Linked DNA regions of Mus musculus: regions 2, 3 and 4 are each linked to region 1. A link is a loop called in an ENCODE intact Hi-C map of the cell type or tissue named here. Cell type or tissue: left cerebral cortex. All regions are shown on one strand.

Region 1 (8,000 bases):
GCAAAGCATTTCTCCATGCTTTCCTATAACTTCTATAGTACTGATGCTTTTCTCCTTTTCTTATCTACCCAACAGCCTTTAGAGTCTTCTTTCTCCTTTCTCAACAACAACAACAACAAAATATTATCTTCTAAGAGATTCCAATGGCTCCTATCTGCTTTTAGGTTAAATTCTAAAAGATTTCCCAGAGGTCTAGAATTTTCTCAAGCTGACTTTATTGATATTGAATATTTTCCACTGAGTATTTGGGCTTGAGTGTCACTGTCACGAATACTTTCAAGATTTCAGAATATTATTGTATGTCTTCTTATTTTATATTCTTTCTTCTGTGCTTCACTATCCTCTTGGCAAACACCAAGATCAAAAGCAAATAGCAACTCTGTATTGAGCATACCCTCAACTGTTTTATCAGCTATACAATCTCTGCTGTCACTGCATTATGTTCATGAGTATAGTATGCCATGTATCAACTATTGTGTGTTTAAAGTATTGTTTATTTTTGAGTTGGTCAAGAGCAAAGGTGGCCACATCACATTCAGCCTCTACAGTGAGAACTGACTGTAAATTGTTAACAGCTCTTTGTTGTGATGTGACCTAAAACTATAACATATCACATCATATACCATCAGTTATATGTCATAAATCTGATAAAGTCTGTATAATGAAAATCACAAGTGTTTGAGTATGTAAATATATGGTATTTAATTATGTGTGTTTGCATATGTGTGTATGTAAATTAAATACTTAGTGGCGAATAGATCTTTAGATATTGTCTTCTCTAATTGTTGAGCCAGGCACTGTGTGACTTCATCACAGTGAACAACATGTTATTGGCAGTAAAAGCTTCTGTCCTATATCTTTGTCCAGTGAAACTTCCACTTTAGTGATGTCATCTTTCATGCTATTTCCTGTAAACAGTAGAAAGAGCGAAAGCCCCTCACTGGAGCAGATGTCCTCAGCTTCTCTGTTCTCTTCTTCCCATTCCCTTCCTGCCCCTCCTCCCTCTCCCTCTCCCTCTCCCTCTCCCTCTCCCTCTCCCTCTCCCCCTTACCCCTCCCCCTCCTCCTCCCCCTCCCCCCTCAGTTATATCAAATTTGCTTCTCATCAAATTATAGACAAGATTCTATCACCTTTGCATTTTTTAGTTATAATGTATTCTGTTCTGTCCTAACTCCTTTGAGAACTGTTCCCAACTCATTTTAGATTTAGTAACATCTCCCTTCCTTTCAGTGGATAAATACATGAAGAAATTATTATTTTGCTCAGCAGGTTAAATGTTCCAATATTTCCCAAGAAACAAAGAATCATCATAAAATACATAGTACCACCATCCTCCCACTAGCTTCTATTTGCACAACAGTTGACAATGTATGACTTAGTTTCTCATAACCCACTTGATTTCATCATACCATGTATGGATAGTCAAAGGCAAGTACAATCACACAGTAGGCAGCTACTGATGGAGGGGTGAGAACACCGTCGAACTATTCTTAGAGCAGGCTACAACTGAACCTGGTGCTGGAATCAAGGTCTAATTGGCTTGTATTCCGGCTATGACATTAATATTGACATGTATTGGTACCTCAAAGGCAGCACAGCACAGGATCTCTATGTTCTTTTCCGTCTGAATTGCTACTTGGCTCATGTTCCTTTGATAGTACAAATTTCAACTAGCCCAGCTCTGTTGCCCCGAGAAGCTCTTTCTAAATTTCCAAGTACTACCAACTACTATAAATTTAGAATAGAAAAAATAAAACACACTTTCAATTCTTTGTTTAAAATCAAACGAATTTGACTTTTGTCTTTAGTCCCCTAAGTAGCTGATCTTTAAAGTCTTACCAAGTTCGCAAGAATGACTTTGCTTTGACTAATCTGTGCCTGTATTTGCGCGTGTACAAGAGTGCATTAGTATATTATGCGATTCTCCAAGGTAAAGGGTGTTTTGTCTTTAAGTGATTTTCTGTTCAATGCCTCACCACGTTGCTTGGATGTATGAACCTTCTTTAAACCTTTAGTCATCGGTGTGATTCTGGCGTAAATGGATCTGCCTCCTCAGCAGGTCGGTCGGAGGACTGAAGCCAGAAGACCCACTCTGCCTGGACTGTGATCTGGACACTTTTTCTTTCTATCTTGTTCCTATCTTGATATTTGGCATCACTCAGGAACTCTCAAGTCATCCTCAGCTATAAGCGAGGAGAATAGCTCCTCCACTTGTCTCCGGTGAGTGTGTGAAGTTTCTGGTAGGCTCAGGAATTCCGTCTTCCATAGTGGTTGGAGAGCATCCACCCACCCTCAGCAGAGAGGGGAGCCTGGAGCTCTAAGGTTTTGTTGTTTCCCTGTGTGTTCTGCTTCTACAGCGCTTTGCCGGGAGAGTCTGAGGAGCAGTGAGTTGCTACTTTTCTTGTTTTGTCAAAAAAACAAAGCGAAAAGACTTCTTTCCCGGAAAGAAAAGTTTCTAAACCTCCATGTTAATCACTCCACGGCGTAAAAGATCACTTTGAATCACTCGTTACAAATTGCACTATCCAGTTTTCCCTGTTAGAGCTGCCTGCACAGGGCTTGACCCTGGTGTCCCACACACCACAAAGCTATGCTTAATACATTTAAATCTCTCTCTCTCTCTCTCTCTCTCTCTCTCTGTGTGTGTGTGTGTGTGTGTGTGTGTGTTTGCCAAAACACCGCATTAAAAAAAAAAAAAAAAAGAACTGTCTACCTGTATATTGCTAGAATGTCATTTTAGAAAGTCTAAGACTGGAAACCCAGATTTTAAAAGCACTTCACTTTGTAATGAAAGTACAGCGCTGCCCTCATTCACTGCCGAGCGGCTAGAGAAACAATCACCCAGTGACTCACTGTTGCCTCTTAGTTATGTTGTTCTTTCCTAATGGCATAGGACATGACCTAATTCGCTTGCAGGGATCATACTTTTGACCTGGGGATCCTGGCATAATCAGGACCAGTTGGAAACACAGAGGCTCCTTCAGGAGCCCTTAGCTCGCTCCGGATCATAGTCCCAGATCTGGAGATAGAGCAAAGGACAACTCTGTCCCACTTACCGGTCTTCCACAGATAGAGGGTGGGCACCTCGGTGTCTCCCTGCGCCGCAGCCCCGCGGGCGCCAGAGCTCAGCAGGAGTAGCAAGAGCAGTGGCAACCGCAGCAGCTGCAGGACGCCCCGGCTCGGGGACGCCAGGCGCCCGGCTCGCAACCCCATGCTGTCCGCAGCCGCTCCAGCCTCCGGAGCCGCACCACTCTCGCAGGGGACGGTCTTTCCTTCTCCACCAGTAGAGAAAGCAAAGCTCTCCCTGCTTCTATTGTTCGCTCCAGATGAAAAGCAGCCAAAGAGCAACTAACACTAGGGAACAATAGCATCAGCGGCGGCCGTGGACGCCACCGCCGCCGCCGCTGGCTGGCGGGGATGCTGGCGGGGATGCTGCCGCCGCTGCCATGGCGCGCAGACTGGCAGGTCCTAGCGGCGAGGGACACAGCCGGCCGCAGGGGGCCCCAGCTGACAGAGCCGGCCCAGAGCTCTGAGAGGAGCAGCCCCCGCCGCCAGCTGTAGGGAAGGGAGGGGAGAAGAGAGAGCTGAGAAGAGCCAAGGGGACCCGAGGGGACCACCGGCGGGGGGCAGCGAGGGCACAGGGCCAGCACCCAGACCCCACGCGCCCGCCCCGAGAACTCCCCGGCACATGGTGCGCTGAAATATGTTCACAAGGATACACCAATAAAAGGCATCATCACGGGGCAGGCTTCAGGATGACGAATAACTGACATTGAAATTCATCGTCACCCAAGGAGTCAAATGCTGATCTAGTGGCGTGTTATTCTCCCTGCATATTTACACAAAGCATCAGCCTTGGTCATTTATTCTGAAGCCGCCGTGCCTTCTGAATTACTTTATGAGAAGAGCGGTACTTATGAACCTGATAGGGAACAGACCAGGGCTCACTATCAAAAGGAACTTGAGCACTTCCGTGTTTTTTGTTTTTTGTTTTTGTTATTTTTTTAACTTCAGCCCATCCTCAGTAACAATGTGACCGTGGTTAATATGTGTCAAAGTCAACACATTGTCTTGTAACTGCCTTTGAAAGCGACTTCGTACTTAAAAGTGTGCACGACGCTGTCTAATTGCATGAATAAGAATGTACAAACACTGCCAGTATATTCTGTTTTAATGATGAAGTGCATAAAAGTTCCATTCCTTTCTCTTCCATCACTATTGAAAACGCACTACTAAGGACCAGAGGTGGGGATAAAAATTAAGCCGCAAATGAGTCAGTAGCAGCAGTTGGCTTCCACCCAGTTAATAACTATTTCTACTTAAATTTCATTCCTGAGACAAATACTAATTCTTTTAAGTGCTTTTTCACAACCAAAACAAGAAACCACATGGCTTGTACCTTTTGTTCTCTATTTTATTAGATCAGGCCTAACAGAAGAATGTGTGCAGTCAGATAAAGCTTTGTCCCTTTTTTCCCCCACTCACAATAACAGTCTTTTATTATTAATTCATTTCCTTGTAACGCTTAAATAGTATCAAGGCAGTTAGCCAATTAAAACAAAGCAAAACAACAACAACACCAAAATTCCCCAGCAACCAAAAGCTAAGGATAACTATGGTCATTTGGTTGCCTGTCTTACACCAAATACAATACAATTTAAAAGGCAGAAAAACTTCTCTTAGTGACTTCACCCCCAAGGACCCAATAACCCATGAGTCTGAAATGAGAAAGCTACAGTTTCTTAGGGAGGAAAGCTTCCTTCCAGAAGGCTCCCTGGAGATGTGTGTCATTTTGCTGAGCTTTCCAGACATAACCCTTCTGCATGCATTAGATTAAAAGCAGGTTTGATCAAATAATTCCCAGGTCCTGCCTGTTTAAGTATTCTGACATCAGAGGAAATTAGCTGCATTCACGGTTGCAAATTTGGTCTTTGTTTACTTTTCACTCTGTTAGGCCTCTAAGAGGGAATTAAAAGCTCAGAGAGTCCTGGCCCTGGGCTTGTGATTAGAGGCGATAAGCCACTGTGGCTTACTGTTTCTACACTGGTGAAAAATAGGCAGTGATCAAAAGATTATAGGTTGATAGGGATACAAAGGCAGGCTGGTCCTAACTAATGTATACCCCCCTGAAGGAGCAAGTCCTTCAATATTCACACTGCCAAAGAAGAAAAAGACCTGCCATTGCCTCCTAGGTTCTGTCCTTCAGAAATGGCTCCTCCATGCAATACCACTCTGCATGGAAGCCTCTTCCTTTCCCTTCTATTTGTATTTCTCAGTTGTCGTTAGTGCTCATCCCTGAAGGTCTTCAACCGTGAATGGAATTGTAGATTCTGCGTTATTAATGCCCATTCATAGTGTTCTCCATAAGCCCCAAGTCAATTTACCAGGTGGAGGCTCCGTGTATAACAGAATACGGAGGGTGGAAGAAGGTAAATTCGTTAATTTGCAAGTTGACCACCTACCTCCCAAAAGCCATCAGATGTCACACTCCATATCTTAGTGTAAGTAATAATAATAATAATAATAATAATAATAATAATAATAATAATAATAATTGATTTTTCTTATGTATCCAGGATTGTATAATAATTACTTATCCATTCCAGAGACTAAACATGACAACTCTAATATCAAGGCTAACTTCTAAATCTACACCTGTTGTCATTTAAAACACACAAGAAGGATAACATGTTGTGCATGTTGTGGGTTTGAAATTTGTCCTGGGTTGGCTCTTATATTTAATGGAAACGTAAACCAAGCTTAGGAGACCCGCACAGACACCCTTCACATACACATGAACAAATGTTCCGAACAAGTGGAATCATCTCTAAACAGTGTTACAGGAACTCAGTCATGGGAACATTTGACTCCACCAAGGCCACATTTCTGTTCATAACAGTGTCATTACTGCACTTGAGGACAAAATTATTTGGGTCTCTGAAAAGACAAAGTGATGTATACATTCAGATACACATCCTGGTGAGAGAAAAAAAGAAGTACTACTCACTTGAATAAACTGTATCAATAAACCTGATGAATGGCCAGAGATAGTAAGAAATACCAACCTTTGTTTTCTAAAATGATATGAATAATACACAAATGTTTAATGGTATGATGGCAAAATACAATCTAGAGAAGTCTCAAGGATGAAGATTAAATTGACCATCTGTATAACCTGTCATGAAGTAAGTCGTTCATCATTTTTCATGAACTGTTCAAGTATTAATGACCCAGGACTATAAAAGTCTTCCAAACCAACAGAGGATAAATGTAAGTTACTTAGAAATGGCACAATTCTAACCTAATTGGCAACCTTAATTGTCCATTGCTTCTGTGCTATCATTTCAAAACTCTACTATATGATGATATGTACACTCATAAATATATCTATATCTATCTATCTATCTATCTATCTATCTATCTATCTATCTATCTATCTCTATATATTAGGAAAGAAGCATATAAAGTACTTTTCATGAATGGGATAATGAATCTCTGTGATTAGAATCTATATGTTAAGGCAATTATAAAAATTATTTATTTGATGGAAAAGGATTTATTTTAATATAATTTTATTAATGTAATTAAGTGATTCAATAGGGAAAATTATTTTTGATAAAATATTATATAGAGGAATATATAAAATGCTTATTCTGAAATAAAAATATTAGCTGTATTTCTCCACATAATAGCAACTTAATTTCAACAACAACCAAAACTCAAAGGAATTCTATTTATGCATCCTCTAGGTGTCATACTTAACCAAGATTTGTGTTCAACAAAATTTATTTTAGGCTTTTTCCCATCAATCTTTCTCTGCTACACCCATCAAATTACAAAGTACCAAACATTTCATATTTGATTTCTGTGGTAAGTAACTACACAACTTACCTCCTAAATTTTGAGTGGTATCCATCCTCAATTTTCCTTCTGATTCCTTCTTACTTATAAACAATGTACTATGTTGGCTTGTGATTGGTTGGTTGACTAACTGGTTTTCTGATTTGGAGTTTTATACTGTGAGAGCAGGGAAGATTCTAAATTGAAAAGTTTTACAGAAAAATTTTGTTATATATTCTCCATGTTATTAATAATTGTGGTGGCTTGAATATGCTTGGCCTAGGGAATATGCCTGACACTAATTGGAGGTATGGCCTTATTGGATGAAATGTGTCACTGTCGAGGGTATGCTTTGAGACCCTCCTCCTAACCATGTGGGAGCCAATCTTCTCCCTAAGGTTTTCAGCTGAAGAGGTAGAATTATCAGCTGCTCCTGCACCATTCCTGCCTGGACACTGCCATTCTCCCATCGAAGATAGTAGACTGAATCTCTGAACCTGAGTTATCTTTGTCATGGTGTCTGTTCACAGCAGTAAAACCCTAACTAAGACAATAACTAAGTCTTTTAGAAGCAAAGGAGATCTTATTTTGTGCATCTTGTGAAAGTACCATGGTTTTATTTTGGATCCTTCAAACTTTGAGAATGGATTTTTCACAGTTGGTCTTAGATGCATAGAGTATCTGATGCCTGGTAGTACGTGAGGCAGAAGATAGCAACCTGTGTGTTTAAGTAATCGACCAGAGGTGACTAGAGAGAATGTTCTTGGAGAGCTGAGCACTCTGGCAAATGCAATGATTTTGATATTTAAGAAATATAGAGCCGGGCGGTGGTGGCGCATGCTTTTTAATCCCAGCACTTGGGAGGCAGAGGCAGGCGAATTTCTAAGTTCAAGGCCAGCCTGATCTACAAAGTGAGTTTCAGGACAGCTAGGGCTACACAGAGACACCCTGACTCGGAAAAAACAAAAGAAATATAGAATAACTTATAAAGACAACAACATTGACCAGTTACCACTACTGTGTTGATGTTATAGTATTGAAACAGAAGGATAATTTAAAAGCCTTGGCCTTTAACAAACAGCAGAAAAGAAAATGAAGCTTGTAGATCAGAAGTGCTCTTTTGTAGCTGAAATATAAATATTTTTCTTCTTCAGTGATGG
Region 2 (8,000 bases), 400 kb after region 1:
CTACAAACTGGTTATTCATTTTTGCTTCGAGCATGCTTGTCATGTTAGCAGTCCCTGAGAGAGGAAACATCTTCCTAACACGTCCTCTCACCACTGCCTAGAAATAGAGCCTGGCAGAGCTGCTTCTGCATCACGCACAGGTTATCAATGGAGTCTCAATCCTATGCTTCTCACTTGGAAAGCAGTGAGGACCTGAAAAACATTTAGAAAGAACTTCAAGACTGGCTCAGTTGGTAGGACTCATGGGGACAGATCTTAGTCTCTGTTTCTGTCTCTGTCTCTGTCTCTCTCTCTCTCTCTCTCTCACTCTCCTTCTTTCTTTCTTTTTTCCTTTTTTGAAACATGGTTTCCTCGTGTAACAGCCCTGGCTGTCCTGTCCTGGAAGTCTGTTTGTAGACCAGGCTGCCCTCCAACTCAAGAGATCCACCTCTCTCTGCTTCTGCCTCCTGAGTGCTAGAATTGAAGGTGTGCATCATCATGCCCGGCTTGAATCAGTCCTCTTATTTCAGAGCAAAAATTATTGGTGGATAGGCTTGGTGTCCTCTTCCCTTCAGACCTATATGTGGAAGCTTTTGTAACTATACTGAGCATCAGTATTGACCTGCAGTCCATCTTCTGTCTTCTCTGGGCCTGTGTTCTTTTTGACACTATCTTTTGCCATTAGAAACCCCCACTCTCAGTGATCAGAGCCAAGCATACATCTGATCTATGACCTCAAAATAACCAGTTTAGGCTGTACATTTGGGTAATTGCAACTTCTCATCTTTTATGGTTATGCTTATTTTGTTTACAGTGAGGATCTGAAAATGAAACTGTTTTAAGATGTTTGCCTGTAAGATGAAATTCTTTCAGCAAGATCTGTGGCTACCTTATATGTGTTTCCTAACTTTAATCTCTCAAGTTCAAACACTCTGAGGGCAATGTTTCTTACCATAAAGAAAATAAAAGGTCAGACTGTAAACTCATTGAGCATACCTATTTCATCTGGAATGATAATATTTTGGTTTTGTATTGATGCTTTAATTTAGAGAGATGAGTCTCAGATGAAATATAAAAAAATAATTGACCTATCTCAAGAAAGGTTTTAAAAAGTCTCCTCTTTGCACTATCTCCCTACCTATTCAGTATAGTACTCAAAGTCCTAGCCAGAGCAATTAGACAACAAAAGTCAAAGGGATACAAATTACAAAGGTTAAGTCAAAATATCACTATTTGCAGATGATAAGATAGTATACTTAAGTGACCCAAAAAATTCCAACAGAGAATTCCTAAACCTGATAAATAACTTCAGCAAAGTGACTGGATATAAAATTAACTCAAACAAATCAGTAGTCTTCCTCTACTCCAAGGATAAAGGGGTTAAGAAAGAAATTAGGGAAATGATTCCCATCACAATAGTCATAAATACTATAAAATACTTTGGTGTGACTCTAACCAAGCAAGTGAAAGTTCTGTCTGACAAGAACTTTAAGTCTCTGAAGAAAGATATCGAAGATCTCAGAAGATGGAAAGATCTCCCATGCTCACAGATTGGCAGGATTAATATAGTAAAAATGGTCATCTTACTAAAATTATTGATGGATAGGCTTGGCATCCCCTTCCCTTCAGGCCTATATGTGGAAGCTTTTATAACTATACAATCTACAGATTCAATGCAATCCCCATCAAAATTCCAACTCAATACTTCATAGAGTTAGAAAGAGAAATTTGCAAATTCATTTGGAATAAGAAAAAACCCATGATATCGAAAATTATTCTCAACGATAAAAGAACTTCTGGGGGAATCATCATCCCTGACCTCAAGCTGTAATACAGAGGAATTATTAAAAATTGTATGGTATTGGTATAGAGACAGGCAGGTAGATCAGTGGAATAGAACTGAAGACGTAGAAATGAACCCACACACCTATGGTCACTTGATCTTTGACAAAGGAGCTAACACTATCCAGTGGAAAAAAAAGACAGCATTTTAAACAAATGGTGCTGGCACAACTGGCGCTCAACATGTAGAAGAATGCAAATCAACCCAGTCTTATCTCCTTATACAAAACTCAAGTCCAAGTGGATCAAGGACCTCCACTTAAAACCAGGTACACTGTAACTAATAGAAAGGAAAGTGAGGAAGAGCCTTGGACACATGGGCACAGGGGAAAATTTCCTGAACAGAACATCAATGGTTTATGCTCTAAGATCAACAATCAACAGATGGGACCTCATAAAACTGCAAAGCTTCTTTAAAGCAAAGGACACTGTCTATATCTATCATAACTTGAGTTGGAGAATAGTGGCTAAAGGTTTGGCTCAAAGGTCAAGGCTTTTCCTTGCAGTCATGGTTTGATCTCTATAACTGATTTAAAATAGTTATAATTTCATTATTCCTTAAACTCATAGTGTTTCAAATTGGACTCTCCTGATGATTAGATTGACAGTTAGCCAGGGAAACTGCACTAACTTTTGACAGGAATAAAGGGACAAAATCTAGGAACATGCCTTTAATAGCAGTATACCTGAAGGTGAGGCAGGAGCCTCACCTGGAGTTCAAAGCCAGCTTGTGGACTACATTGTAAAAACCCTGTCTCAAATAGATAAGCTAAAGTGGATAGAAGGAGCACATAGGCAAGTACTCTGCCTTAAAGAGATTCTTTTTAGGATGTCATTTATATGGCTTGGTTATATTCTTATTTCTCAATGGCATCATAAAATATAGTCTCAACTACCTGGAACACTGTCTCTTTTAATTGATCAACATTTCCCAATTCACAGAATAATGGAGAAAATTCTGTCTAACCATATACTACTCAAGGCAATGTAAACTTCTGATGAATTCAGTACATCACTACATCTTTACGTGGATGTAATATCCCTTACTAGCACAATGGGAACTGTGAACTGCCAAGGCAAGTGCCTACAATTACCAGGCAATCATCCAATGTAATGGAGATGTCTAGGCTCATAAATGATTTTCTTATTGAAAGTGTCATGTTTGCATTAAATGCTTCCTATGCTTTTATCAAAGTGGTTGCCTAGTTCCTAAGATGAACTGAGGCTCTAGCACCATCTGCAGGACAAGTCTGATAATTTCATCTCAGTGTAGAAACTACAGGAGATTACTATAGATTTAAACTGAAGAATGACAGGTAGTCTCTTTCTCTCTCTCTCTCTCTCTCTCTCTCTCTCTCTCTCTCTCTCTCTCTCTCTCCCTCCCTCCCTCTCTCTCTGCCTCTCTCTCTCTCTCTCTCTCTCTCTTTCTCTCTCTCTCTCTCTCCTCTCTCTTTCACCACACACACACACACACACACACACACACACACACACACACACACACACACACACGTACAAACATTGTAATGGCATGGAGTTTGCTTTTATTAATTTTTAAAACTATCTTGAGATATCTTCAGCAGAGGTTTAAAGAGTACTCTGCAAAACGGGTGACAAGCCTAACTGTGAGTCCCCTCCCACAAAACAGCAAAACACAACACCAAACAAAAGCCTACCTCTGTCTTACAGTAGAACCCTTCTTACTTAGCAGAGTGGTCCAGCAGCTGTGGCCCACGATGCTTTAGACAGCCATGGAAATGGGAAGAATGGAGTTTCAGGTGTGGTCTTTTAACACTCATGCACTCTTCTTTATACCAACATGACTATAATACATAATTTTGTTTATTTGGGAGACTGGGGATTAGAACCACAACCTTCCTGAGTGCTGAGTATGTACACGTCCTTTAAGCACTATGCCCAGGCTTAGGTTTTAAATGGAAAAAGCACATGACAACTGGCCTTAAGGTCCACTAAAGGCGCACAGGTCTTACTTGCAGTTCAATTAATAAATGCTGAGAAAACACACGGGGGAAACTACATAGGGAGCCTCATGGATCCATTAACTGAACACTTGTTGGCTATGTGGACCAGCTCAGTATGCTCTCAGATCCCCAGATTTTCTCTTTATATGTGAACCTTCATTAGAGTAGTCTAGTTCCTAAGTGTTGATCACAAATTTTATCTTGTTTAACTCACACATTGCTGACTTGGTGTTTCTTAAGAGTAAATATTTAAACTTGGCAACAAACCATACCTACCAAATATAGTAATCACTGAAAAATACAAAACCAAATACAGACATCTGTCACCGATGCCCCAGCTTGGCTAACTGGTAGATATTAGCAATAATATTATTAATAACTAGAATACAATCCATATGCTAGGCTTTCCTTTTTCCTTTTTAGTACTGATGATTGAACCCAGACCTTTATGAATGATAGACATGCAGAGGGATTTTAATCCAGCAACATGGCTGCTCTGGTCACATCCGAAGAGCTTCTAAGTCTGTGTGATCTGGCTGGAATGTAGACACGACCTTGGTACAACCTTTAATCCCAAACAACTTCTAATTGAGACACAGACAAAGTGATGAATCAGAGAAAGATTTGACAAAATAAGTCAGGGATAGGATAGGTTCAACTCTCTCAGAAGAAAAGCTACTTAGGAACAGCACAGAAGAGAGAGAGAGAGAAGGAGGGAGAGAGAGAGAGAGAGAGAGAGAGAGTTAGTTCAGTTATTGGTTAGCCAGAGTTGAGTGTCAGTGCAGGGAGTGCCATGCAGTGAGTGCCATGCAGTGAGTGCAGCACAGTGAGTGTGGTGAGGGAAGTGAGCACAGTGCAGTGAGTGCAGTGAGCATGGTGAGTGCAGTACAGTTAGCACAGTGAGTGCAGTGTAGTGAGTACAGTGAACACAGTGAGTTCAGTGCAGCAAGTGCAGTGAATGCAGTGAGTATAGTGCAGTGAGTACAGTGCAGTTACTGCGGTGAATGCAGTACAGTGAGTGCAGTGCAATGAGTGCAGTGAGCACAGCGAGCACAGTGAGTGCAGACCAGTGAGCACAGCAAGTGCAGTGAGTGTGGTGCAGTGAGCACAGTTGCAGTGAGCACAGCATAATGAGTGCAGTGAGTGCGGTGAGTGCAGTGTGGTGAGTGTGGTAAGTGTAGTGAGTGCAGAACAATGAGTGCAGTGAGCGCAGCGCAGTGAGCGCAGTGAGTGCTGTGAGTACAGCACAGTGAGTGCAGCACAGTGAGCGTGGCGAGTGCAGTACAGTGAGTGTGGTGCAGTGAGTGGAGGGAGCACAGGGAGCACAGCACAGTGAGTGCAGTGGGTGCAGTGCAGCAAGTGTGGTGAATGCGGTGCAGTGAGTGCAGTGCAGTGAGTGTAGTGCAGTGAGTACAGTGCAGTAGAGTTGAGTTTCTTCCTGAGTGCATGCAGTTCAGTGCAGGTCAGCAGAGGCAGTTAAAGCCAGAGAATAAAATGGAGGCAGGAGATTACAAGAAATTGCCAGAGTCAGTTTAAAGCCAAACAGAGGAATTCAGTAAGAACTTGAGATAAGCCAAATTGAATGAATCAGTTTAGACAAATAGTTTGTGCCCAAGCAGCTGAGTTGAACCAGTCAGATGAAGTTCAGAAAGAACTAGAAGGAATAAGGATAATTAGCAGTAATCAAATAAAAGATAATTTACATAGACCAGTTCTGTCTCTACTAAGCTATACTCAAGTACCATGGTTGACCTATGTTCAATTGCTATGTGCTATAAATTTACAATAACCTCATTTTAACTTTAAAATTACCAAGAAGCACTCTAAAGTAAGTATGCTCACCATTACTTTGCAAATGAATGGATTCAAGAGAATAGGAAGGTGACGTTTCCTTCATAAGTCCACAGGCTTGGGCTGAGGTAAAGCTGAATTGTATCCAATGTGTCAGTCACAGGCCTCAGCTGGGTGTGTCCTCTAGTGGATCTCCTGCCCCGTTCCTATACTGTGCTCTTAGTAATACCTCTCTAGGTGTGAAAACATATTCTGCATCTATTCCCATGTACCATCTCCAACTTTCACTGTTCTTCCCAAAGGATCCTCTAGTAACCATACAACGTTTTCTTTGTTTTGTATAGCCCAGTCTAGTTTGTAGTACCCATATGTGCTTGGGTCTGGAACCATTCACTGGAGCATGAGAAGTCTACCAGTATTTATATCCTCAGAAAGGAATGTTCTCTAGCAACTATCTACTGCCAATAGCTAGTCATGGGTGGTGCAAGAAACCATCTATGCAATTCATCCTGGAATTTTGGCTGACTTGTTCTTGAGTAGCCTGTGTGCAGGAACTCCAGTTGCTATGGGTTTACAATTGTGATACCAATGTCATATCTGGAAGTCAGAATTTCAAAACACTCATCCCCACTCTATCGCTTCTGTGTTCTTCCTGCAACCTCTTCCTTAATGTCCCCTGAACCAAGCTATTATTTTTTTCACTGGCATCTATACCTGGTGCTGGGATAGTTGAAAGATTCACAGCAACGTTGCAATACATGCTTCAGTATAGGCTACTGTGTTTGAGATTTGGTGCTAGAGTTTGAAGATTCTCAAGGACTGCAGCAGCAGCACCAAAGCTTCTAGAGTTCTCTGCCTTCTTAATGCTGTGGTTGTTATTTTATAACTGTAACTTAATGACTGGTAACTTCAATGATTCATAATTTTAATTAATGTCAACATAAATATGCAATATGCCAGATATCAGATATGCAACCCTGAAAAGGTCCTCACAGTTTAAGAAGTACTATTCTAGAAAGTACTAGGCTCTAGGCAGGAATCTTCAGTATGAAGCTTTCAGACCTTTTGCAGCTACTTTGACAACCTCTAGGTCTCTATCTTCATCCCAGTTTTCATAAAAACCTTGGCACTCTATACTTATGCATTAAACATTGTGAATCTAGGAGACATTAAGTAGCATGTCATTTTCACTGACCTCTGATACAGACATAGTCGCAGCTGCAACTGATAAAACCACAAACTTACAAATATCACCATATTTGTATCAGGAGTATGAACTTAATATCAAGAATCAAACTTCAAAGTCAAATTCAAATTACTTGGAGCTTTTATTTTGTTTTTCTTTGATATTGACAACTTAGATCCTTCCACATTTTTTTAGTTTATTTGGTCTTTATAATACTTTAAGCAATATACAAATAAGCTTCAAAAATTATCTTCAACTATTTCTGAATAAAACTGCATATCTAATGATAGAGGCTTGTAAATATGTTTCTTAATGATGTTTCATCTGTAATAGAAAGAGAAAGTCACGTTCCAATAAGCAGTAGAAAATCTTATTATTATCTATTTATTTCCCCTTCCTCTGGCATGGCATACAAACCCCTTCAGTTCTGTCAACGTGAAAGTCAAATTTGCCACACTCAGCACTGCTTTCATAAAATAGATCCAAATGAGTGTAAATAAGCCCACTTGTGTCTGAAGCTTGTATACTGATATGATGCACACTGGGTAAGTATTACATCAAAATGTTCAATGTCCAATAAAACTGACTTTTATATCTTTTGGAAAGGACTGCATATTCAGAATAGTTCATACATTTCTCTCAGCCTCATTTCCCATTCTTTTCTTCCCTCACCACTCCCCAGTCCTGTACTCAGATCTAACCAACTAAGCACTGAACATCTTGAAATCCTAAATTTCGCACCATGACTGTATTATGTCCCTACTATTATCAGGGTGGGGCCATATTTTTTTCTGGATGAAAAAAAAGTGCAGGGAGAAAACAATACAGAAATTGACTTTGCATCCCAAAACAGATTGATCCAGTTTCAAACTTCAAGAAGAACATTTTTTAAAAATTTTAAGTATTATCATGTTTCAATATATTTAGATTTCCGTGATCTCTGGGCTACTTTGTTTTATTTTGACATAGTGTCTCAATTTACTACATAGCTAAAGTTGAGCTTAAACCCCAGATCCTCAAGCCCTCACATCTCAAGTTGGCCCTTGAGCCTTTTGAAGTATGGAGTAATACGTGATGGCTTTTATATCAAAACTCATAGAGCAAGACATTTTTGAAGGGCCTTCTGCATGTGCACACATATGTGTACTTGAATGTCATTGCCACACATATCTAATATGTGTAGAAATCAGAACCAAACAACATCTTGCTAGTCTGGAATG
Region 3 (8,000 bases), 190 kb before region 1:
TTATTTCTAAAACAGTGAGAACTCAGGTATCTGTGGAGGATTTAAGTGTTCACGGAGGGGGCAAGACACATGGATGTCCAGGTTTCTTATCTCTGTTACATCTGACTACCACACTGTTCAAAACTGCATCAGTGGAGGTCTGAAACTGATACTTTCTTAGGGTCATTGTCTGGCCTCATTGAGAGAAGGTGTGCCTGGTGATGTGGGGGTGGAGGGGTGGGGACATTCTCTTGGATACAGGAGGGAGGGGGAAAGGAGGTATGGGATGGGGAGTGGTCAGGAGCAGACCAGGAGGGGGCGTGAAATCTGGACTGTAAAAATGGATTAAAGAAAAAAAAATATATATATATAAAAGACTGAGCTATGGTCACAGTTCTGACCTCTACTGATTAACGACAAACTGAAAGCAAGGTGTATGGCTTTGCAATTTAGGGAATTTAGCAGCAATTCTTTGAAACATTTTATTGACTCATAGAGAAGTTCCCGAAGATTCTTAGGCTGATTTAGCTAAGTCCTTTTACTTACTCTGGATGAATTACTGTTATTAATAGTCTGAATGATTATTTCAACTTCTTATATCATAAAGAAAGAATGAGATGAAAGATATATATGTTTTCTTTTTTCTTAGATATTTTCTTTATTTACATTTCAAATGTTAACCCCTTGCCTAGTTTCCCCTCTGAAAAATACCCTATCCTCTCCCCCCTGCTCCCCAACCTATCCACTCCTGTTTCCTGGCCCTGGCATTCCCCTATACTGGGGCATAGCGCCTTCACAGGACCAAGGGCCTCTCCTCCCATTGATAACCAACTAGGGCAGCCTCTGCTACATATGCAGCTAGAGCCACAAGTCCCTTCATGTGTTTTCTTTGACTAGTGGTTTAGTCCCAGGGAGCTCTGGGGGTACTAGTTAGATATTTTAAATTCAGTGATTAAATCCATGATTTGTGGTTCTTTGCTAATTCATGTCTTCCTGTAATGGCTTCCTTGACCAAGTAGTGTAAAGTCTGAACAAAATGTAGGTAAGGATGCAAGTGCCTGACAAAATTCCCCACACTTTAAGTATATTTGCCTAAATCACACAACTGATGTGAATATTAGTCTTGATTCAATGGAAGCTACACACTTAACTACACTTTTAATCAAGTAGTCAACACTAAATTAAACCTCTACTGAAGACTAACCCAGTGACAGCAAGAGTCAGCTCAGGGTTGCCCTAGAGGCTCATTCAATTGCTCAGGGGAAACCAAGCCACAAAGATAATTACTACTCTAGGGGAAAGGATTGAAGCCATAAGAGAAAAGACTGTCAGAAAAGAGCCATAGGAAGTGAATTGAAATGCATCAGTTTGGAGGTTCAAATGGAGGTTCAAACACACACACACACACACACACACACATACACACACACACACACACACACACGTAAGAAACCTGGTGAATGGAGGCCAGAAAAACAGACACAATCAGCAAAGTAGCAGGATTGGGAAGATGCTATGAAGGGGCAATGTGAGCTGAAATGAAATATATGGATTAAAGGAGGGAAAGAGAGGCAAGTAGGCTCAAAACAGCAAGTAGGACTGCAGGTAGATCAGTGGCAGACTGCTTACCCAGCAGAAACACAGCCCAAGGGTCAGACTCTACCACCATAAAATGATGAACTAAAATAAGAGGCAGCCAGAACAATAGTATTATGAGAGAAAGATTTTGTCTTCGATGAATGGATCGTGCCTTTTAATTTACTCATTAACTTAAGCTATAACCCTCTTCCAAAGAACTCTCACCAGTATCTGAAAACACACAGTGATCAAGTCAATGAAAAGGAACAGGTGAAGGAAGGATAGAGAGCATGGAAAAAAATAATAAAGCAGTCAGTGATTTGAGGAAGCAGCAGGCATCCAACACAATCTATTAGGTCTCCAACTTCCAAAGTTAAGAGGAAATTGTAATCTTTGCAAGATTTCCAGGGGCAAAAGGAAACAGTCTCCAGCTGCTCCCCAAAGCCTTATGGGGTCTAGGCATCAGTGACGTTTATCTTATGGTTTTAATCAAGGAAACAGACTGCCTGGTAAAGAAGATGGCACACCCAATGTCATGCTACAATAAATGAGATATAAAATTCTGAGTGATGATGCTATAATTTCTTAGGTTCAGTCCAAATCGTAACTTCATACATATTTCGGGAAAGGCAATTATGCAAATGATGCAGACGAGCCACTCCCAGATAGTCTGGTTTATCTGAGAGCAAAATTTAGCCAATCCAGAGAACACCATATCCTTCCTATCATCCTCAATTAATAACAGTTTCACCACAAATGAATCGTACATGAGGTAGCTTCGCATAACATAGTCATTATGTTCCAGAAGATAATCTGCCAAATGATTTCCATCTAGGAATTGCTGCCAATTAATTACATGTTCAAAGCTCGGCCAATCCCTGGGTAAATCCCTGCTACTACCTTACTTCTTGCTACATGCTACTTGCTTCTCTGGAGAGAGTTACTTTGTTTTATAAAATGTGAGAGAATATTATTCTTAGGTATGGTTCCCCAGGTAGTTGTTAAGAGCAGGTTTTGTTTATAGGGTAATTCTGAAAAGGCTATAAACTAGGGAGAGATTACAAGTGTGCTTTATTCGATTAACTCACTCAGATAAATATCTGTATTCAAAATCCCAGTACTCTAAGCTCCACATAATTTCACTGTCTTTTCTTGGAAGGGGGAAAAAAAAAAAAAAACTGCTTAAAGAAGCAGTGTTGTTCTTTCTTTGCGGTGCTGGGAACTGAACTTTGGGCCTCACAGATTCTAGCCAAGTGCTCTACTCCTGTGTGCTCCCGAAGAAGCCGTACTTTGTCATGGAGAATCATTCATTGGCTAGGAAACCTTTAAATAGGGTGGGGTCTACACCTGGACCAAATAAAGTCACCGACTCGAGATCTAAAGCTCATAAGCCTTGCACTAGGGAATATCTTTCACAAGGTTATACCAGGAGTCAGAACAGTGAGTTTCAAGTCCCTATGCTATTAGTAAATAGACTTTACCTGAGGTCCGCAGATTTCCCAGTCCTGTTTAAGCACGTCACGTCCCGGGTCTGATAGCCAATCTGGATGTCCCAGTATCTGTTCTCCTGTCTGTTCTGTCTGTTTCTGTTTCTCTTCTTCTTGATGAGCTCACGGGCCTCTGGGTCCTTCACGGCTTTTCCTCTCTCCTTCTCCCTCTCCTTGTTCTTGCCACGACGCCTGGCTTGCCTGGCTTGCCTTGTGTGTGGGACTGAGCATGCGCTCCAGGGCCCCACCTGCAAGCTGTACAAGCTCTCATCCTCCTCGCAGGGGTTGGACTGGCACACCTGAAACTCGGTGAGGTTGGGACAGCCAGAGCCTCCATACTGTGGCGGTGCAACCACGTGCCTCGTGCGGTGCTGCAGGCCACTGCCACAGGTCCTGGAACACTCAGACCAGGGTGAGAACTCAGACACGATGCAGTCTTTCTGGCAAGGGATGAGGCAGGCCTGTTCCAGAAGGGGCTTGGGTTCAAAGTACTCGCAGATGATGTCCTCGGCGGGAATGTCCTTGTCCTTTTGGATGCACATTATCTCTCTCACCTGGATGCCTTCCTCACCCTTCACGCATTCTCGCGATTTCTCGAGGCTTTTCGAAATCACAGGCTGACACCGATCCCAGGTTCCCAGCCTCCAGTCGTACAATTCCTTGTGCCAGTCACAGACCTTGAAACAGTTTTGCTGGTTACTGGGTCTCACAGCCTGCTTGCAGTTTGTATGTAACGTAGTCCAGCCTTCCACGTGAGCACACCACACAGCCCGAGTCTGGATGCCGCCCGGTCCACAGTCATCTCCCATGCATCGTCCCCAGGGACCTATAAAACAGCACAAGAGTTAGCAGGGCTGCAGGAAGCAAGTGACACGCTTTTCCCATTTTAGAAAGACGTCTCTAGCCTTAGTACATTAACTTCCCGACATCTTATAAAGTAGGTCTCTGAAAGAGACGACTGGAAAGTAACGCTCGTCCCTGAGTACTTTCACAAGAGGGAACTGTGTCAAGGAGTCTATATAAGGTAACAGCTGGGGCAATTTCACTTCGGGCCCCTTTGGGATTGGTAAAAGTTTGCTTTGATTCATTTCCTTTATTTCAGGTAGATAGAGACTGTTGCTCATAAAGGGCATCAGAAACTAGTCACGGTGAAAACCCATTACTCTTGCCTCACACCCTGAACTCTGCTTTAGTAAGTGGTAAAGAAAATATCCCCTCATGAAAGCCTTTTCCTCCAGGCTTTCTCTGCCTGGGCAATTAACTATTTTGCAGAAAATGCTCTCCCTCACCTGCTTTTTTTATTGTTGCAGGCTACATCGGGAGAAGTCTAACGGCTGTGTACAGTGTTGCTGATAGAATTTTTAAAGTGGGACTTCATGGTAACTAAAGCTGAGAAATCAAAAACCTTTCCTGAAAGGGCACTTGCCTTAAATAAAAAAGAAGCCTCAGTGAACTGGAGAGATGAGTAAAGACATTTAATAAGCTAAAAAACAAAAACGTCTCAGTCGTCTGACCTTTGTGCTGAGCAACGACCTTGATTTCTCTCAGTTAATTCATTTGTTAAATATAACTAAGTTGGCATTTTATGGTACACTTGAGTCAGTTGTTTGAGTATGAAAGGGGGCTTGCTATTCTAGAACATTTTTTAAAAGTACACATGGACTTTCTTTCCTTCCTTCCTTCCTTCCTTCTTTCTTTCTGCTGCGAATAGATTCTTCGCTCACACAATACATCCAACCACAATTTGTACATTTTGTCCTCTTTCCATTCCTCCCACCCATTTTCTTTTCAGAAAAGGAGCAGCTCTCCAAGAAACAACAACCAAACATGACAAAGCAAGACACAATAAGACAAGGTGAAGTCCCTTGTATTGAGGCTGGACAAGGCACCAAACTGGAAGAAAAGATTGCCAAGAGCTGCAAGAAAGAGCCAGAGACAAACCTGTCCCCCCTCACCACCACCCCCCCCCCGTTAGGAATCCCACAGAAACGCTGTGAGGATTTATTTGATAACCCTTGATTGTACTTAACAAGTCTTAAGGAAGTAAGTTTCACATGATGGTATAGGGTTCCCCAAGACAGGCAGACAGACAGGCAGACAGGCAGACAGGCAGACAGGCAGACAGGCAGACAGGCAGACAGGCAGACAGGCAGACAGGCAGACAGACAGACACACACACACACACAGTTGTTGCCTTTTTCCCTCAGCCCTACTTTCATAACAAAAGGTCTGGCTTCACATTTATTTTTATCCATGTCTAGATTAGGCATAAGGTTTTGTCTGTAAGACGCTGAAGGGAAAAAAAAAGTGAAAACTATTAAACTAGGAAAAGGACTCATTCTGTGCCTTAGAAAAATGGGACAGGAAACCGGCTGGTTCTCTAAATTCACATCTTGAATGAACCATAAAACCAGCTGCATTTGAGACCCAATTCTTCTGACATTTGGACTTCAATAAAGCCTAAGTTTAGAGCTTTAGGTTACATTTCTGCCCTCTGTGCAGAACACCATTAATCTATAGGAGAAGAAATACAGAGAATGTGGTGTTTATAGTATCTACATTTATTTAACCAAAAAGATGTTTGATGATGCAGTCTTTCTTTCAAGTGACACAATAAAATTGTAAGCAGAAGTGATTGTTATCTGAAATATTGGACTAATTAGTCATCTTTTCATTTAAAAGAGTACTAGATTTGGTCTACCCAAATTTTATTTCATTAAATTCATACGTAAAATTGTTTAAGTACTTAAAATAAATTTCAGAGAATAGCCTTCCTAGATGTTGATGTGAATGCTTTACGAACAAGAAGGACAGTGACTCTGTTGAAAGTGCCAACATTAAGTACCTAATGAATGATGTTTTAGTCTTAATTTTACTTTGTCTCTGTACATTTTCCTACAATACTTTTGATGATTTCTTAGAGACTTGAGAAATACTCTATCTGAGAATCATAAAACTAAAGATGCATGTTAATAAGGGAACTTTATAGGATGTATAAAACTTTAGAATTAATTCCACATAGCTTTAATTTTAGTTTCCTCTCTCCATTGTGTTTGAACAAAACTGTTATCCTATTTCCCAAAGGAAGGCACATTTATGTTAGACTCAAGGCTAAACTACATGCTGTTCCATTGATACTTTAAAGCATGGGTGCTTTGTGCTAACTCAGAATCTAAATCTAAAACCCAAGATAATCTTTCTCTGTCTCTTTGTCTCTCTGTCTCTCTTTCTCTCTCTCCCTCTCCCTCTCCTTCTCCCTTTCCCTCTATGCCTTCCTCTCCCTCTCCCCCTTTCTTCCTCCCTCCCTTTCTCTCTCCTTCCTTCCTTCTTTTCTTTCTGTTTTCTTTTCTTTTTCTTTTCAGGATTTCTTTGTCTAGCACTAGTTGTCCTGAAACTCACATTTTAGACCAGGCTGGCCTTGAACTCACAAGAGATCAACATATCTCTGCCTCCCAAGTGCTTGGATTAAAGATGTGTGTGAGAACACCTGGCTGAGATTTTTTGATGCACCATTATTTTCCATCCTTGACAATAATTATGAGATTAGACCAATTAATCGATGTTTAATATTTTATTCCCAGGATAAAACCAAAAGAAGTATTTTGTAGAAAATATCCATAGAGTTGAGTATAAAGACTGATTAATTGGCTTTACACTCCTTTTCATTAAGAGACATGAATAAAAATTGATTCCCCCCAGATAGGGCACCGATGAAAGACCAGAAAAATGGTTCCACCCAAGGCTAGTTTGGTGAACTAGTTCACTGGAGTTACTAACAGAAGTGTACGTGGACGACCCACAAACAGCTTCATCACTACAAAGCTCACTCAACTACATCCCTAGAGTTCTCTGCCCACCTTGCAGACTGCTCCTTAAATAAGTGGGTTTCTGCTTGCTAGCTGTCATTTACAGCTCACATAATACTGGGCATGAGCAATATGGTCCTAGAGCCGAATAATAATAGTAAGTTTTCTCCAAGGCCCATTATCTATCTAGTTTCAGGTTCTTAGCCACATTAGCAGTGTCAGGTAGTTATTCTGTCTCGTGGAATTCTAATTAGAAAGAGGGTTAGTTATTTCAATAATATTTGAATACTATTATTCTGCCAAAGGGCCATAGCAACAGCCATCATTAGAGAAGCTGCTTCTTGCAGTGGATGACCCAGAACTACACAAGGTTAAACAGGTGAGAGAATTTGAAGCACAAAGTTCTAAACTGGATGATTGGATGTCTTCTGCAAGCTCTCCTCTCAAGGTTTAGGGTTAATGTGGAAGAGAAAGACTATAGTAGCCAGAAGGGATGGATGGCTCCAAGGCAACAGCATTCTCCAGGCACAACAGAACTGATACTCATATGAGCTTACAAAGAGGTTGCCAGTATGCATAAGGGGTCCTAGCACAGAGTAAGTAAACCCAGGCTCCCACCCATAAGAAGCTATCTACAATTGATACCCAATGGCAAGGGCAAAGTCAGGTTTCTCCAATGGAGTCTCACTGTATTTGTAAAACACACCTTAGGTTAAACCTAGGGTCATGAGGAGTTGATCAACTCAAAATGGCCTAGATGGTCTTTTACAGTTTTTACCTTATTTTGTTTTGTTTGGACATTTCCTGTTTAGTAGATTTTTGATTACTTATTTTGATTTTGTGTGTGTGTGTTTCTGTGGGGGTGGGTTGTATGTATGCCTCTTGGTTTGGTTTTTGTTTGTGTCTTGTTGAGTGAGAGAAACAGTGAGTGAGAGGGAGATAGAGAAAGAGAGAGAATGTAAAGATGGGTAAGTAGGTGGTGGGGAAGATGTGAGATGGGAAAATATTATTCAAATTTATTATATTAATTATTTTTAATGAAAAAGCTTTTAAAACAATGAGCAGCAGTTCTGTAAGCATTATGACTTTCTGAACTTTTAGATCAAGGTTCATTACTTTCCTGAGTTGTATGTTCCCTCTATCGCTCAGG
Region 4 (8,000 bases), 270 kb before region 1:
CCAGTGCATAATTTTGAGTCCACTGGTTTTGAAGCTGTTTTGAGAAAAATAAAGACATTGCTTAAGAATTAGACAAAAACAGATGTTATGGTTAATAACATGATTCCCATGTGTTCTCAGAGAAGAGAATGTGTCACCAAATCATTAGCCCAAGATTTCTTTGCTACATTCTAAGAACAAAAGACAGTTTTATTTTATTCATCAAATAAAACTGGACTAGAAGTCTGATGAAGTGCTTGGGCCATGGAGTTAGGAATTTACTAGCAAAATAATCTTAATTAGCAAAATAATCTTTTAGATGTATCCTAAATGTCTACATTCAAATTTTAAACAGAGTACTTTTTAGAGCATTGAGCATGGCAGGAAGAAGTACATAACTTTACTAAACAAGCAAAAGGATCCATTGAGTGGCTTCTGTAGAACAAAATCCTGTCCACTTTGCTCTACTGGTTGGAGAAATATTATTTGGATACATGGGAAAAGATAATCAAATGGTGTGACCTTTGACTTCCAGGTTCAAGAACAATCCAATGATGCTCAGATATTTTGCCCACCCTATTACCTGAATATCTGTAAATCTAAGAGCTGTTAAGGAACTCAACTTACAGTTTTGCTCTTACTTATAAGTTGGTCAATAAAGTATGAGTTGCTTGTCCTTTGGTCTGTCTATTTTTTCTATGTTTTTGATGATTACTGATTAATTTCTGTTCACACATATATTTGATAGTTAATGTGAATAATATATTTATGTTTAGGATGAATAGGCAAGGAAGCTATATAAGCTCTGTGGACAGAAGAAGATTATTTCTGTACTTATTATCTATTGTCTATTCCTCCATCACCGACTGCTTACCATTAGTAGCTAGAATTGTCTTTGTTTAAAAATATTTTGGCTATATCTTTCTTTTAGAAAATAACTGAGAATTTGGCTAGCCCAGATTTGTTGACTAAAGAACTTTAAGACATGCTGTGTATTTTTCATTTTTGTAGAGAAATACCATTAGTTTCTAATTATGTATGATTGCATCTAGATACACATATAGGACTAAAGTAATTTAAGGTATGTATCTTTTAAATAAAAGCACTAAAAATGGACATGTATTGTTAAAGCTCTACAACAGGTTGTAAGTGCTTGTGTGCCACTGAAGTTTCTGTACACATGAAGTCATCTAATGGAAATCAGTCCTGTAGGCTATGCGACTCTTCTTATGACTACACTAGATGTTCAGAAAAATATGTCACACTTTATTTTTGTTTTTTCTTCCAGTAGTACTTACACTTCCATTCCCTAAATACACCACCATGGAAATAATTGAGAGGCACCTAAACTTTGGTTAGTATAAAGCACAACAAGGATTTTTGCTCAACTCTAGGCATGTTGTAAGTGTATATTAACACCAGCTAAAGCTGGTCCAAAGAATGATTTTCTTACTTTCTAACAGGGAAGGTGCTTGCATATCAGTGAGAGAAAGCACAGAAATAAGTGCTCCATTTCTCACAAAATAAAAATTCTAGACAGCAATGATGCATATTTTGCAGAAAAGTGTATGCTGTGAAGTTAATTTCACTGAAAGTTAAAACAAATGACTCTTCCGGTCAGAGACATTTTGGTTCCCGGATCCCTCTGAGACTAGTCTGTGCAGGTGAGAGTGTGGACTACAGAAGCTAACAGCTTCTGCGACAGGCCGAAGCAACACAGCTTCTGGGACAGGTCCTGTTTCAGGCCTTCATCTTCTGCCAGGAGGGAGGTCTGAACTCCAGGTATCTGAGCACCTTCCCTGTAAGAGGAGAGCTTGCCTGCAGAGAGTGCTCTGACCACTGAAACTCAGAGGAGAGAGCTAGTGTCCCAGGTCTGCTGATAGAGGCTAACAGAATCACGAGAGGAACATTCTCTAACCAGAGACAACTATAACAACTAACTCCAGAGATTACCAGAGGGCGAAAGGCAAACGTAAGAATCTTACTAACAGAAACCAAGACCACTCACCATCATCAGAACACAGCACTCCCCCCTCGCCCAGTTCTAGGCATCCCAACACACCTGAAAAGCTAGACCCAGATTTAAAAGCATATCTTATGATGATGGTAGAGGACATCAAGAAGGACTTTAGTAACTCACTTAAAGAAATACAGGAGAACACTACTAAAGAGGTACAAGTCCTTATAGAAAAACAAGAAAACACATCTAAACAGATGATGGAAATGAACAAAAAAATACTAGACCTAAAATGGGAAGTAGACGCAATAAAGAAAACCCAAAGTGAGGCAACGCTGGAGATAGAAACCCTAGGAAAGAAATCTGGAACCCTAGATGCAAGCATCAGCAACAGAATACAAGAGATGGAAGAGAGAATCTCAGGTGCAGAAGATTCCATAGAGAACATCGGCACAACAATCAAAGAAAATGCAAAATGTGAAAAGATCCTAACTCAAAACATCCAGGAAATCCAGGACACAATGAGAAGACCGAACCTACGGATAATAGGAGTGGATGAGAATGAAGATTTTCAACTTAAAGGGCCAGCAAACATCTTCAACAAAATTATAGAAGAAAACTTCCCAAACTAAGAGATGCCCATGAACATACAAGAAGCCTGCAGAACTCCAAATAGACTGGACCAGAAAAGAAATTCCTCCCGTCACATAATAATCAGAACAGCAAATGCACTAAATAAAGAGAGAATATTAAAAGCAGTAAGAGAAAAGGGTCAAATAACACATAAAGGCAGGCCTATAAGAATTACACCAGACTTTTCACCAGAGACTATGAAAGCCATAAGATCCTGGACAGATGTTATACAGACAATAAGAGAACACAAATGCCAGCCCAGGCTACTATACCCAGCCAAACTTTCATTACCATAGATGAGAAACCAAAGAATTTCACGACAAATCCAAATTCACACATTATCTTTCCACAAATCCAGCTCTTCAAAGGATAACAACAACAACAACAACAACAACAACAAAAGTACAAGGACAGAAACCATGCCCTACAAAAAGCAAGAAAGTAATCCTTCAACAAATCTGAAAGAAGACAGCCACAAGAACAGAATACCAACTCTAACAACAAAAATAAAAGGAAGCAACAATTACTTTTCCTTAATATCTCTTAATATCAATGGACTCAATTCCCCAATAAAAAGTCATACACTAATAGACTGGCTACATAAACAGGACCCAACATTTTGCTGCTTACATGAAACCCATCTCAGGCTGATCTTCAATAACAAAATAAATAATAGAAAGCCAACATTCACATGGAAACTGAACAACACTCTTCTCAATGATACCTTGGTCAAAGAAGGAATAAAGAAAGAAATTAAAGACTTTTTAGAGTTTAATGAAAATAAAGGCACAACATACCCAAACTTATGGGACACAATGAAAGCCTTTCTAAGAGGAAAACACATAGCTCTGAGTACCTCCAAAAAGATATTAGAGATAGCACACACAAGCAGCTTGACAACACACCTAAAAGCTCTAGAAAAAAAGGAAGCAAATTCACCCAAGAGGAGTAGATGGCAGGAAATAATATATCATAGCAAGCAATAAAGGGGGGAATTCTATTTCCATTCAATAGTCAATATGATTTGCAAATTAAATGTTTTATTTTAATAGTTGTATCTGGTACCTATTATATCTACTTTACTATGGTAAGATGTGATAAACTCTTACAGAATAATGACATTGGCTGTTACAGGAGGGTGTGAGTTTGAAAATTATGTCTGTCCCATACACCTAATCTGGCTTCTTTATCCAGTACCTTGGTCTAGTTTTTGTTTGTTTGTTTTGTTTTGTTTTGTTTTGTTGTTGTTGTTTGCATTACTCCCATTTAAATCTCTGGCCATGACCCCATGGCCCATCCACCATGTCCGGACTTTTACTGCACCATAACCCTCTATCACTTTCTGCATATCTTTTGGCAGCATCTAGACAAGTGACTCCACCTAATACCCTCTACTTACTTTACTTGAACTCTAAGATGCATTCTGAGTTCCATATCCAGTCCCCTGGCCTAGTCTGGACAGCTTTGCTTGTGTTCAACCTCCAGCCTCTAGCTAGGACCCATGCTCCCACAACCTACAGAAACATTTTATACTACATACATCTACATGCAGAAACATATATGCTACATATATACTCCCAAACCAAGTCATGAATATTTTGTGACTGGAACTAAGTAGGTAAGGTTGCCTGGTCATTCTCTTCATGTATACTTCCCAACATCCAAATCTACTTCCAAACTACAGACCAATATTTTCTCCTGCAAACCTAGTAGTCATAAAGAAATATCTGGTGGACAGATGGGGACACCAACACACCTTCAAAAGTTTTGACTCAGAATTGTTCTTGTCTAAAAGAAATGCAGGGACAAACATGGATCAGACTGAAGGAAAGGCCATCCAGTGACTGGACAAATTGGGATACATTCCATAGACAGAAACTAAACACCAACACTATTACTGATGCTACGCTGTGCTTGCAGACAGAAGCCTAACATGGCTGCCCTCTGAGAGGGTCTACCAGCAGCTGACTGAGACAGATGCAGATACTTACACCCAACCAGTGGACTGAGCTTGGGGACCAATAAGGAAGAGTTAGGAAAAGGATTGAAAGACCTGAAGGGGATGGCAACCTCGTAGGAAGACCAACAGTGACAACTAACCGGGAATCCTGGGAGCTCCCAGAGACTAGGCTTCCAATCAAAGAGCATACATAGGCTGGCCAGAGGCACCCAGCACATATGTAGCAGAGGATTTTCTTGCCTGGCCTCAGTGGGAGAGCATGAGTGCCTAATCCTGTAGAGACTGGTTGTCCCAGGAAATGGGGATGCCTCTCAGAGGCAAAGGGGATGGGGATGTGGTGAGAACTCTGGGAGAGGGTACTGGAAGCTAGGGATGGCATTTGGGATGTAAATAAATAATTTAAATATCTTTTTTTTTTAAAAAAAAACTACCTAAAATTTAAAAAAAGGGTATGAAGGAGAGGAATGTGAGGGAAGTGTGGACCCCATGAAAAGAGCAAGCCTTTGATTTCTAGGAATAAATGAAAGAGAAGAATCCTAGATCAATGGCACAAAGAAGATCTTTAGCAAAATTAAAGACGACTCACCTAAACTAAGAAAAGATACGCCTATATAAACACAAAGAAGCACACACTACACCGAATGGAAAATAGCAGAAAGGAAACTTTCTACAGCATAATATCATAGTTAAAACTCAATGTACACAGAATAAAGAAAGAGTACTGAAAGCTGCAAAAGAAACACACACACATAGACACACACAAACACATACACACACACACACACACACACACAAGCATGTGCACACAGGAAACTGCATTAAAATAACAGTTTATTTCTCAATGCAAACTCTGAAATCCAGAAGAGCCTGGAAGAATCCATTCCAAGTTCTAAAAGAACACAATTGCTGATCCAGAAAGATGGTCTGCCATCATTGAAGAAGATAGAAAAGCTTTCCATGATAAAACATTGATATCCAGCCTAACATTGATATCCACCCTAACAACCAATCTAAATATAAAACATTGATATCCACCCTAACAACCAATCTAAATATAATGCAGGAAGCAATACTCAGGGCTGTAGAGAGGAACGACAAAGAAGCCAAAAAGCTATAATTACGGAAATGTGAAGTACCACTGAGAACACAAACAATAATAACAAAGACATAATAACTGTAATCAACAGCCATCTTTCAATAATATCTTTAAATTTAGTTGCCTCAATTCTTCAGTCAAAAGACACAGGCTGGATGAATGGATCAAGAAACAAATTTCATGTATCGATTAGCCTTGATTTTCATTCAAGCCATCTGTGGTGGACCAAAGACTCCTCTTTGGAGAGTGTTCTTGCTGTTAGGATCCCTTCTTGAATACTGTTGATCACAAATCAGGTGAGGAGTTTGTAAATGTTTCCCATTTTCTTATTTCATCAGAGTACTTAATACTAGGTATTCATTTGAGTGTTACTCTCTTAGGAATTACCATATTTTTTTGTTTGTTTGGTTGGTTGGTTTGGTTTTAGTTTTCCAAGACAGGGTTTCTCTGTGTAGCCCTGGCTGTCCTGGAACTCACTCTGTAGACCAGGCTGGCCTCAAACTCAGAAATCCACCTGCTTCTGCCTCCCAAGTGCTGGGATTAAAGGCGTGTGCCACCACACCCGGCACCATATTTCTAAAATGTGTCTCTTGATTGGTCTACTGTAAAGTGAAAGCGATGATCATGGTTTCATTTCAAAACATACATATGGTTCTAAAACACTCCAATACAGGGATTTTGTGTCCTGATTAAAATAAGAATATTGTTTTCCTGTCTTTTTTTTGTTTTGTTTTGTTTTGTTTTGTTTTTGTTTGTTTGTTTTTCAAGACAGGGTGTCTCTGTGTAGCCCTGGCTGTCCTGGAACTCACTCTAACACAGGCTGGCCTCAAACTCAGAAATCTGCCTGCCTCTGCCTCTGCCTCTGCCTCCTAAGTGCTGGGATTAAAGGCATGTGCCACCACTGCCCGGCCTCTTTTCTTGTCTTTATCAGCTGTAGATTCTAGTTTTAATGTCACAATTATGGAAGAGAATAGATTGAGAATGCATGACGAAGAAGCTGGCATAGCAACACTAAGAATGTTATTTTATTTTATTTATTGATTGGGTTTTCAAGACAAAATCACATACTATATCACAAGCCAGCCTGGACGAACTTGAACTCTGGGAACTATTCTGCTTTAACATTTGGATCTCTCCTATTGTAGGTTCTCAGCAGGGAGAAGAGGACTTCTGAGGCAATGGACTTTGGAAGAGCACAACCATGTTACTGCTGCTCTGCTACCCCAATGCAGCAGCAGAAGAGTGACTTCCCAAACTGTCAGAAGGAGAGCATCCAAGTCAGGACTCCTTGGTAGCCTTGGCTTCAGCCTTCACTGTCACGCTAGAATGCTAGATACTGGTCTTTCCCTATGGCTCACAGACTCTTCAGTCTTACAGGAGTTGTCCTTTGCCTTGGTCTGTCCAATTCTTTCAACACTGTAAAAATGTCTCCAAGAGCCCAGCCTCTGGCTGACCTATTTCTTTACTTCAAGTACCCATGGGGTGTTTTCTCCTATATCTGTTGGTCATGATAGCAAAATCCAATACAAGGCCACAGCAAGTAACTATGGTCATGTCCTGATTCATAAGACAGAAAAGTACAATACACTTAAGTACTTATAAAAACAAAAGCAGGTATGTTTTTCCTCACTGACCCTGTTTCATAAAAGAATACTTATAAACATAGGCTTTTCAAAATACACATCTCTACAGCAATGCCAATCATTGTTAGTATTTAAACCTCACACATTCTCTCAGCAGCTTGTCGAGGGCCTCCAAGTCCTACTACACAGATGCACCATCTGTTGCTGCTCTGAAAATATAATTTTTCCTGCTTTTGCCTCTTTTAAACAGGACACAATCTAGAACAGTGCATATAAAAACTCTCACTGAAATCTTCCAACACTTCCTATTTTCTCAAATTTCCACCTATAATGGCCATAACTGAGAGCAAGGTGTTAATAGATACTTTAAATTAAAATAATCAGGTCACAACATGCATGTTATCCACAAAATGACAGAGCATTAGCATTTAGAATTTTGATGAAGTACAACCTTCTTAAAGTGAGTGTTGGAAAGAAATTAATATCCAGTCAAACAAGATCTTCAACCAGCTTGGCACACTGATCTACCTTACGTGCAGCTACTCAAATGACAGTGTATTTCAGTCTGCTGGGGCTTCAAGAACAAACTTCTACAAATGGAATGACTTACAAAACAATGTGACATGTGACTGTACTTAAAATGATGCTCTGTTGGTTGGCAGAGTGTCAGTTGTGGAGAACAGAGATACAGACAGGTATATTTGTTAAAAGTCTTTCCAACATGGGATAAGTGGCTTAGCCCCAACGCTGATAGTAGCATAGAACAAAGATAGCATATAGAGGCGGGAGGAT

The links. Hi-C counts contacts between places; a loop is a spot of excess contacts. Peaks named below come from ENCODE experiments on the same cell type or tissue, not always from the same donor. Only the 100,000 strongest peaks of a DNase experiment are listed, where the experiment ranks them.
Region 2: it touches region 1 in a loop (4-fold over the local background); 10 of 42 quality-filtered maps call a loop at or near these places.
Region 3: it touches region 1 in a loop (2.2-fold over the local background); 7 of 42 quality-filtered maps call a loop at or near these places.
Region 4: it touches region 1 in a loop (2.2-fold over the local background); 3 of 42 quality-filtered maps call a loop at or near these places.

The regions. Positions count from the first base shown.
Region 1 is chr6:12,745,741-12,753,740 of GRCm38, forward strand. Thsd7a (thrombospondin, type I, domain containing 7A) reads right to left here and starts at 3,513. Exons shown (of 28, transcript NM_001164805.1): 1 at 3,057-3,513. The coding sequence starts at 3,213. In left cerebral cortex, CTCF peaks have their summits at 3,482 and 6,743; DNase peaks (open chromatin) are centred at 2,237, 3,261, 3,442 and 3,766; H3K4me3 peaks cover 2,807 bases; H3K27ac peaks cover 1,573 bases.
Region 2 is chr6:13,149,397-13,157,396 of GRCm38, forward strand. It overlaps Vwde (von Willebrand factor D and EGF domains), which reads right to left. Exons shown (of 30, transcript NM_001368871.1): 30 at 7,044-7,104. Among named protein-coding and RNA genes, the nearest start is that of Gm24985, 42 kb to the left of the region's middle. In left cerebral cortex, a CTCF peak has its summit at 3,038 (motif pointing left); a DNase peak (open chromatin) is centred at 3,043.
Region 3 is chr6:12,551,857-12,559,856 of GRCm38, forward strand. Thsd7a (thrombospondin, type I, domain containing 7A) reads right to left here. Exons shown (of 28, transcript NM_001164805.1): 2 at 3,039-3,870. Among named protein-coding and RNA genes, the nearest start is that of Gm38583, 120 kb to the left of the region's middle. In left cerebral cortex, no CTCF peak of the experiment used is centred here; a DNase peak (open chromatin) is centred at 4,019.
Region 4 is chr6:12,471,164-12,479,163 of GRCm38, forward strand. It overlaps Thsd7a (thrombospondin, type I, domain containing 7A), which reads right to left. Exons shown (of 28, transcript NM_001164805.1): 5 at 1-34. Gm38583 (a long non-coding RNA gene) reads left to right here. Exons shown (of 2, transcript XR_868799.2): 2 at 6,771-7,169. Among named protein-coding and RNA genes, the nearest start is that of Gm38583, 38 kb to the left of the region's middle. In left cerebral cortex, no CTCF peak of the experiment used is centred here; DNase peaks (open chromatin) are centred at 4,700, 7,406 and 7,849; H3K27ac peaks cover 713 bases.